Regions from separate parts of the Homo sapiens genome. Here region 2 is linked to region 1. A link is a contact called in ENCODE Hi-C or POLR2A ChIA-PET data. All regions are on one chromosome and are shown on one strand. Each heading gives the region's core, a stretch centred on a gene start or an enhancer-like site at or near the end of the contact. The rest is flanking DNA. Distances are from core to core; before and after follow the strand shown.

Region 1 (3,569 bases), core at 514-3,013:
TCCATCTCAAAAAAAAAAAAAAAAAAAAAAAAAAAAAAAGAACAGAGGGAAGCAATGGCTCCGAATATCTCAAATAACTTTCTAAATCCACTAATATTTTGGCTTAACAGTGAATTACATGATTTCTAGTAGGTTCACATTCACTTATCCTATTAAACATTGTTGAGCTGGATTGTATGTTCCAATCATGGCTCAGCACTTTCTCCCAACTCACATGCTTTTCTGCATTCACCTTGCTACACCTCCTTAATGGGTTTGACTAATAGAAGGTAGCAGAACAGATGCCACACCCATTCCCAGCCAGGGCCTTACTGGCACAGCAGTCTCTACTTCCTGCCTCTTTGGAGTGACACTGCCATGCTTTGATAATTCCACACCACAGAGAGGCCATGAGCTGGTCCACACCCTAGCTGAGCCCCCAGCCAGTGACGGCATCAACTGCAGCCATGTGAGTGCATCATCTTGGATGCAGCCCTGTTGAGCCTTCAGGTGATGCCAGCTCCAGCCACTCTCTGCAGTACCCTGAGTGAGAAGGACTCCAGTGAGCCCAGTCAACCCAACAGAGACATGAGAGGTGTATTTGTTTGCTGGAGCTGCTATAACAAGGTATCACGCTGTGTGGCTTAAAACAGCACGATTTCATTGTGTTACAGTTCTAAAGGCTAACAGTCTAAAATCAAGGTGTTGGCAGGACCATGCTCTTTCTGAGGGCTCTAGGGGAGGACCCTTTTTTCGTCTGTTGCAGCTTCTGGTAGCCCCGGGCATTCCCTAGTTTGTGGCAGCATCACTCCAATCTCTGCCTCAATCTTCATGTGGCCGTCTTCTCCCTGTGTCCAAATTTCCCTCTTCTTATAATGACATCAGTCATACTGGATTAGCACCCCCACCCCCCAATGACTTCATCTTAATTTGATTACATCACAAAGACCCTATTTCCAAATAAGGTCCCCTTCACAGATACAGTAGTGGAGGTCAGGGCCTCAACATGTCGTTTTGGGGGATACAATTCAATCTATAATGAGAGATCATGGTATAATGAATTGTTGTCTCTCCATTTTGGAGAAGTTCATGATGTAACAGAAGAAGCCAGTACACTGGCTGACATTCCTCCAGTGCATACCTGGTCATGCCAGGGACACAAGCTGGATGTCTAAGGGTGCTTAAATCATAGCTGCCAGTCTATGATTTAAAAGTGCAGGTTACTGAAACATATTGCTCAGAAGTTTGCGTGACTTGGTTTTCATATAGAGTTGTGTGTTGTTTTTTTTTTATAAGGTGTTCTGTTCATTAATCTCTGTGTAATTTTTTTTTTAATTCAAGATCTTTACTCTAAACCTGTTCTCTATAAAGAGCAATGGCCGGGAGTCAGAGGATGTGTGTCTGTCCCTGACTAACTGCATGATCTCAGGCAAATCCAAGTCTCTCTCGGGATTAGCTTCGTTCATTCAGCACCTTTTTACTAGAATCCTGAAATACGTTTGAGGTGAAACGGGATTTAGGGGTTCATACAGCCCAGCCCCTAACTTTACAGATCAGGAAGCTGAGCCCTGGGGAAGTTAAGGGGCCTGCCTGGTCCTCAACCGGTTGTATTCTGATAGTATTCACCTGTAAAATGTGTTTGGAACACAGTTTCTCAAAGGTTCTTTCCAATTGTTAAACTGAATTTGATTCTTAAACTGTGGATCTGTATTTTACCCATTTCAAATTAAAAGAAAGATACTACATTCGATTCAGCTGAATGCATTTCTGAGGCTCAGAAATTATGACTGCAAAATCATGTCACCACAATTTCCTTTACTTTGATGCTTATGAATTAGGAAGCCAGTGAATAGAAAGTTTCATCAAACCATCAAAAGCTAAAATGATTTATTTCTGTACTTTCAGTGTTCATGACTTTGAAGGTTCTGTTTTTACTAATCTTAGCAATGTCTTCATACTTTTAAAAGCCCCCAAAATACCTGGTTATGGCAAAGTTGAGTCACAGGGCTCATGTGCAATAAAGCTCAGCCCTGGAAAGTGTACCCATGCCTGGTTTAATAGCAAAAGGTAATATGAGACTAACATACCAAAAAAGGGTGAGTGTTCACTCGTAAGTCATCTCCTGTGAAATAGGAAGAAATCTTAAATGTCGTTTGGATATGTGTTGGGGTTGTTTCTTTGAAACATACATCTGATTCGTTCTCCAATTATGCCTGGTCCCAGAGTCTAAGGCTTTAACAATCTGCAGGAACATTTATGTGAATGAATTGCTTTTAGAAATGAAAGGCACATTGTATAAGATATAAGATAGTGACATAAGCATGTGCGGGGTAAAAAGACATTTTTATAGTGTATCATGGGAAGTCTTGGATAACTGGGATTAACATGCAGGGTTTAAGACCGTTATGTTCTGCCATGGTAGCAAAACCTGATAATACGAATTAAAATGAACAATCGTAAAATGCAAACATGTTTGCCACATAATCAGGGCGTAAGATCAATCATGTTGGCTCTGCTTGTTGAGTATCTGTGTCAGGAGCCCACATGGAAACAGAAAGGAATGATTCTTTGTTCCTGGGCAGAGGAATAGCTTCTGCCACTCTGTTCCCAAATCTTTGTTAAATTATTTGTTGATGGTTCATCTCCTCGTCTAGGCTGTGAGTGTCTGTGGGAGAGAAACTGTCTTAATTCTCTTCATTATCAGGGCCTGCCTGCACCTTGTGTACTAAAGGTGGCCAAGAGCCATATCTCCAGGCCCTGCCTGGCAGCAGAAGCAGTGGCGGGACTGCGATGGGAGAGGTGGCTGCAATCCTGGGGGGCTTGAGACAGACAGATTCTGCCCCCAGAAAGCTACCGGTAGTTAACAGGTGTGTTCTGTAGCCATACCTCTCCCCACCCAGCCCTGTCTTCGGTGCAATGCCGTTCATGCCTCGGTGCTGTCCAGGGAAGCTCTGGCCTCAGTGGCTGCAAGTCCTCAGCTTCCCGCAGCCTCCCCCGCAGCACCTGCTGCGGACTCAGACAAACCAAGAGCACTGAGTTTTCGGAGATTGAGAGCATGACTCACACATTCCAATTATGACACAGAGGGAAGTATTCTCAAGAAAGAGAGCTAGGGAAGTAAAGACTTTATTGGGCCCCTGTTTGGGCACACTACCATGTGGCCCCCTCTGGTGCCACCTGCCAAGGGCCTTTCCCCGCTGATGGGAGGGTCTGCCCCTGGCCTTGCCCAGGCATTTCTGCACCTCCTCCACTGAGGCCAGCATTCCAGCTGGGCCCACAGCCACCCTTCACCCCTCTCCCAGTTCCTAGAACAGGAACACGCTGTTGTGGTTCCCTGCAGCAAGTCAGGTGCCAGGTGCATGGGCCCCACTGCTCCGGGTCTGGACAGGAAGGCAAGGACCAGCTGGACAGTTACTTTTTAAGGTGAAGGTGGAATTTGTTGGGTGACATCCCCCCAGTAGTTCCTGCCAATGCCTGAGCTGACTGCACTGTGGCTACCTTATAACTCAGACTAGAAGCTCCTTTGTGAATCGTCTTTTCCCCTCCTCCCTGATCATTTTTATTTAATACCCGTGAACAAATGGGAGCCT
Region 2 (3,654 bases), core at 380-2,879, 230 kb after region 1:
CCTGGTGTCTCTGCATATAGACTTGCTATGTGCATTGGGCAAGGAACCTACTGCTGTTACACACACTCTGTTGACTTAAAACACAACCTCACCAGAAAACACTTTGTTCTCGCAGGTCCTTTTTTTTTTTTTTTTTTTTTAAGATGGAGTCTAGCTCTGTCGCCCAGGGTGGAGTGCAGTGCTGCCATCTCTGCTCACTGCAACCTCCGCCTCCTGGGTTCCAGCGATTCTCTTGCCTCAGCCTCCGGAGCAGCTGGAATATCAGGTGCACGACACCACGCCCGGCTAATTTTTGTATTTTTTAGTAGAGACGGGGTTTCACCATGTTGGCCAGGCTGGTCTGGAACTCAGGTGATCTGCCCGCCTCGGCCTCCCAAAGTGCTGGAATTACAGGCGTGAGCCACTGCGCTCGGCCTGTTCTCGCAGGTCCTTTTGCTCAGACGCAGCAAACCGTAACCCCAAGCTCGATCTCTGCTGCTCTCAGGAATTCCACTTCCTCCAGCTTGGGCAACATAGCGAGACCCTGTCTCTACAGAAAAATAAATAAGTAAATAAATAAATACAAATAAATAAAACATTAGCCGGGCTTGGTAGCTGCGCCTGTAGTCCAAGATGCTCGGGCAGGCTGAGGGGAAGGATCGTTTGAGCCCAGCAGTTTAAGGCTGCAGTGAGCCTTGTTTGTGCCACTTGCACTCCAGCCTGGACGACAGAGGGAGACTGTCTCTAAATAAATCAATAAATAAGGCCGGGCGCAATGGCTCACGCTTGTAATCCTAGCACTTTGGGAGGCCAAGGCGGGTGGATCATTTGAGGTCAGGAGTTTCAGACCAGCCTGGCCAACATGGTGAAACCCCGTCTCCACTTAAAAAAAAAAAAATTAGCTGGGCATGGTGGTACATGCCTGTAATCCCAGCTACTTGGGAGGCAAAGGCAGGAGAATCGGTTGAACCCGGAAGGCGGTTGCAGTGAGCCGAGATCCCGCCACTGCACTCCAGCCTGGGCGACGGAGTGAGACTCCGTCTCTAAATAAATAAATAAACAAAAATTAAGAATCCTATTTCCAGACCAGGCCCCGGAGAGTCAATAATCCGAGATGTGAAGGAGACCTTAAAATATTATTGATCCCAACACAGGCCGCGTGGGACCTGAACCGCCTCACCTTGGCAACCACATTTGTAATTTCCGCAAATGATCTATATCTTCTTCATTCCAAAATTGTGCCTCTCCGTCACTCATTCCACCCATAGGCTCCCTTCAGCCGTGTCCCCCTTACTCTCACCCTGCACATTTCCGCTGTTCTAAATACGGCTGCCCTTCAGCAGAAGCTGTTGCCTGCAGACGGCGCCTGCGTATCGAGCCTCCGTGAAGAAAATCACTCCCCAGAATGAGCCCGGCTTTGCGGCTGGGTCCTAAACTGCGGTGAGCTGAACCTTCTCGTGGGAATGTGAGAAAGCGGAACACACGTGGGCCCCAAATAACAACCCTCCCCACACCGAAGCCCAAGAGCTGGGGGGGAGGGGCGGAGGCGACGCGGGGGGCGCTGGCCGCAGGGGCCGGCAGGGGGCGCGCTGGCCGCGGTGGCTGGGCAGCGCGAGCCTGCGGCGCGTCTAGGCCCGCGCGGTTCCCGGTGCACTCGCTGCCCACAAAGCGCCAGCTGAGGGGCCGCTGCGGGTGGAGTGCGGCGGAGTCGGCCTCGCGACCCCAGCTTGATCCGCCGCCTGCTGCACCGCGCCTCCGCCGCGTTCCTGCGCGTCCCGAGCCCCGACGGCCGCGTGAGTCCCGTCCGTGCGGGGAAGGCAGGGCCGGGTCGGCGCCGCCTGTGGAGAGGACCCGGCGGCCGGGCCTGCTTGGAGCCGGGCGCGGTGGCAGCGGCGGCAGCGGCGGCGACTTCCGAGGCCCGGGCTAGACAGCGCAGGGCCATGGCTGAGGCGGCCCCGGCCCCGGTAAGGGCGGCCGCGCGCGAGTGTTGTGAGCCCCCGAGACCCAGACCCCGAGGGAGGAAGGCGGGCGGGCAGGGAGCTGCCAGGCATAGGCGCCGTTCTCGGGTCCCGCCGGCCACGTCGCCTGTCGCCCGTGCTTGGCGGCTGCAGCCTCGCGTGAGGGGACTTAGCGGGTGGGTGTGAAACCGCCCACCCGGGGACACCAGGCTGGGCCGCAGGTCTGAGGGGCACTCGCAGGCAGCTATGAGACCCGGGGCCCTGCAGTTGGGTTGAAGTCGAGGGGGTGCCTGCTGCGTGTCAGCCCCACGCCTGCCCGCCAGACGCGCAGCGGGGTTGGGCTGGGGAGCCGTCAGCCATTCTCGCGGCCGCGGGAGCGTTCGTCACCAGCAATCTGAGCGGTGGCGCGGGCGGCATTTAAGTGTGCGGAGGCGCATTCCCGCCGCGCTGCGTGACGCCTGGGCTCCCGGCACCGGACTCGGGACACGCGGGAGGCCCTCCCGAAATAGCTGCCGAATGAATGGTGCGGACCCGGAGGCTGGAGTGGCCTCGCGTGCGTGGCGGTTCATTCGCGGGTGTTTGCCAAGGCCTGCGGGGGCCGGCAGCGGCCAGTTGCCAGGGCGACCGAGGCGACCGGGCCGCGCCTGCACGCAGCCCCGTAGAATGAGAAGGGGACGGTCAGGCCGCGGGGAAAGCACTGATCGCATTTGCCACCCAAGAGGTCTTTGGTCACCTCTAGGAGAGCAATTGTACTGGGTCAGGAGCCACCCTGGCACATGAGGGGTGACTGGGAAAAGGAGGAAGAGCAGCGATGGGTAGGGGGTAGAGCAGAGGGAAGTGCCACCTCCACTCTTGGACCTGTTTTTCTTTTTTCCAACCTTTTTTTTTGTGTATAGGTGGGATGGTAGCGATGATCCTGTGTTGTGCCAGTCCTGGCTAATAGAAATATAAGGGAAGCCGCATACAAAACTCTAAATCAAGCTTGTCCAACCCGCGGCCCCCAGGCCGCATGCGGACTAGGACTGCTTTAAATGCGGCCCAACACAAATTCGTAAACTTTCCTAGAACATCATGAGATTTATGCACGGACCTTTTTCTTTGTCTTTTTTTTTTTTTTTTTTTTTTTTTTTTAGCTCATCAGCTATCATGATCAGTATTTTATGTGTGACCCAAGACAGTTCTTCCAGTGTGGCCCAGGGAAGCCAAAAGATTGGACACCCCTGCTTAAATTCTCTAGGCGTCACGTTTAAAAAGTAAAAAGCCAGGCGCTGTGTTGTGCACGCCTGTAGTCCCAGCTAGGCCGGGGGCTGAGGCGGAAGAATCACTTGAGTCCAGGAGTTCGAGGCAGTCCACACCGCGTCTCTAAAATAAAAAAAATTTTTGAGAAGTTAAAAAATAAATAGATGAAATTAATTTTAATTATATATCTAACTCAATATATGCAAAATATTATTTCAACATGTCATCAATTTATTTATTTATTTATTTTTTGAGGTGGAGTCTCACTCTGTCCCTCAGGCTGGAGTGCAGTGGCGCCATCTGGGCTCACTGCAACTTCTGCCTTGCCGGTTCAAGCGATTCTCCTGCCTCAGCCTCCCGAGTAGCTGGGACTACAGGCGCGTGCCACTACGCCCGGGTCCTTTTGTATTTTTAGTAGAGAGGGGGGTTTCACCGTGTTTGCCGGGATGGTCTCAATCTCCTGACCTCGTGATCCGCC

Evidence for each region. Hi-C counts contacts between places; a loop is a spot of excess contacts on that map. ChIA-PET counts read pairs that join two places held with the same protein, here RNA polymerase II (POLR2A). Pooled maps may share reads with other maps.
Region 2: a loop to region 1 is called in a pooled map, with 2.9 times the contacts of the local background. The contact joins the promoter of ZNF398 here to the enhancer-like site in region 1. A Hi-C loop is called at or near these places in 1 of 50 pooled maps. POLR2A ChIA-PET finds 5 or more read pairs at or near these places in 4 of 52 experiments (H1, HEK293, HEK293T and 1 more).

Annotation. Positions count from the first base shown.
Region 1 is chr7:148,911,433-148,915,001 of GRCh38, forward strand. No RefSeq gene overlaps it. Among named protein-coding and RNA genes, the nearest start is that of EZH2, 29 kb to the left of the region's middle. Within about 2 kb of position 1,764, at least 4 of the 41 ENCODE cell types and tissues checked have a DNase peak (open chromatin) inside an H3K27ac peak, as active enhancers do.
Region 2 is chr7:149,145,824-149,149,477 of GRCh38, forward strand. ZNF398 (zinc finger protein 398) reads left to right here and starts at 1,630. Exons shown (of 6, transcript NM_170686.3): 1 at 1,630-1,943. The coding sequence starts at 1,920. LOC107986856 (a long non-coding RNA gene) reads right to left here and starts at 1,538. Exons shown (of 2, transcript XR_007060581.1): 1 at 1,160-1,538; 2 at 1-529. RefSeq lists enhancers at 1-407, 408-981, 1,075-1,124, 1,556-2,129 and silencers at 1,435-2,074, 1,739-1,910, 2,205-2,354, 2,495-2,544.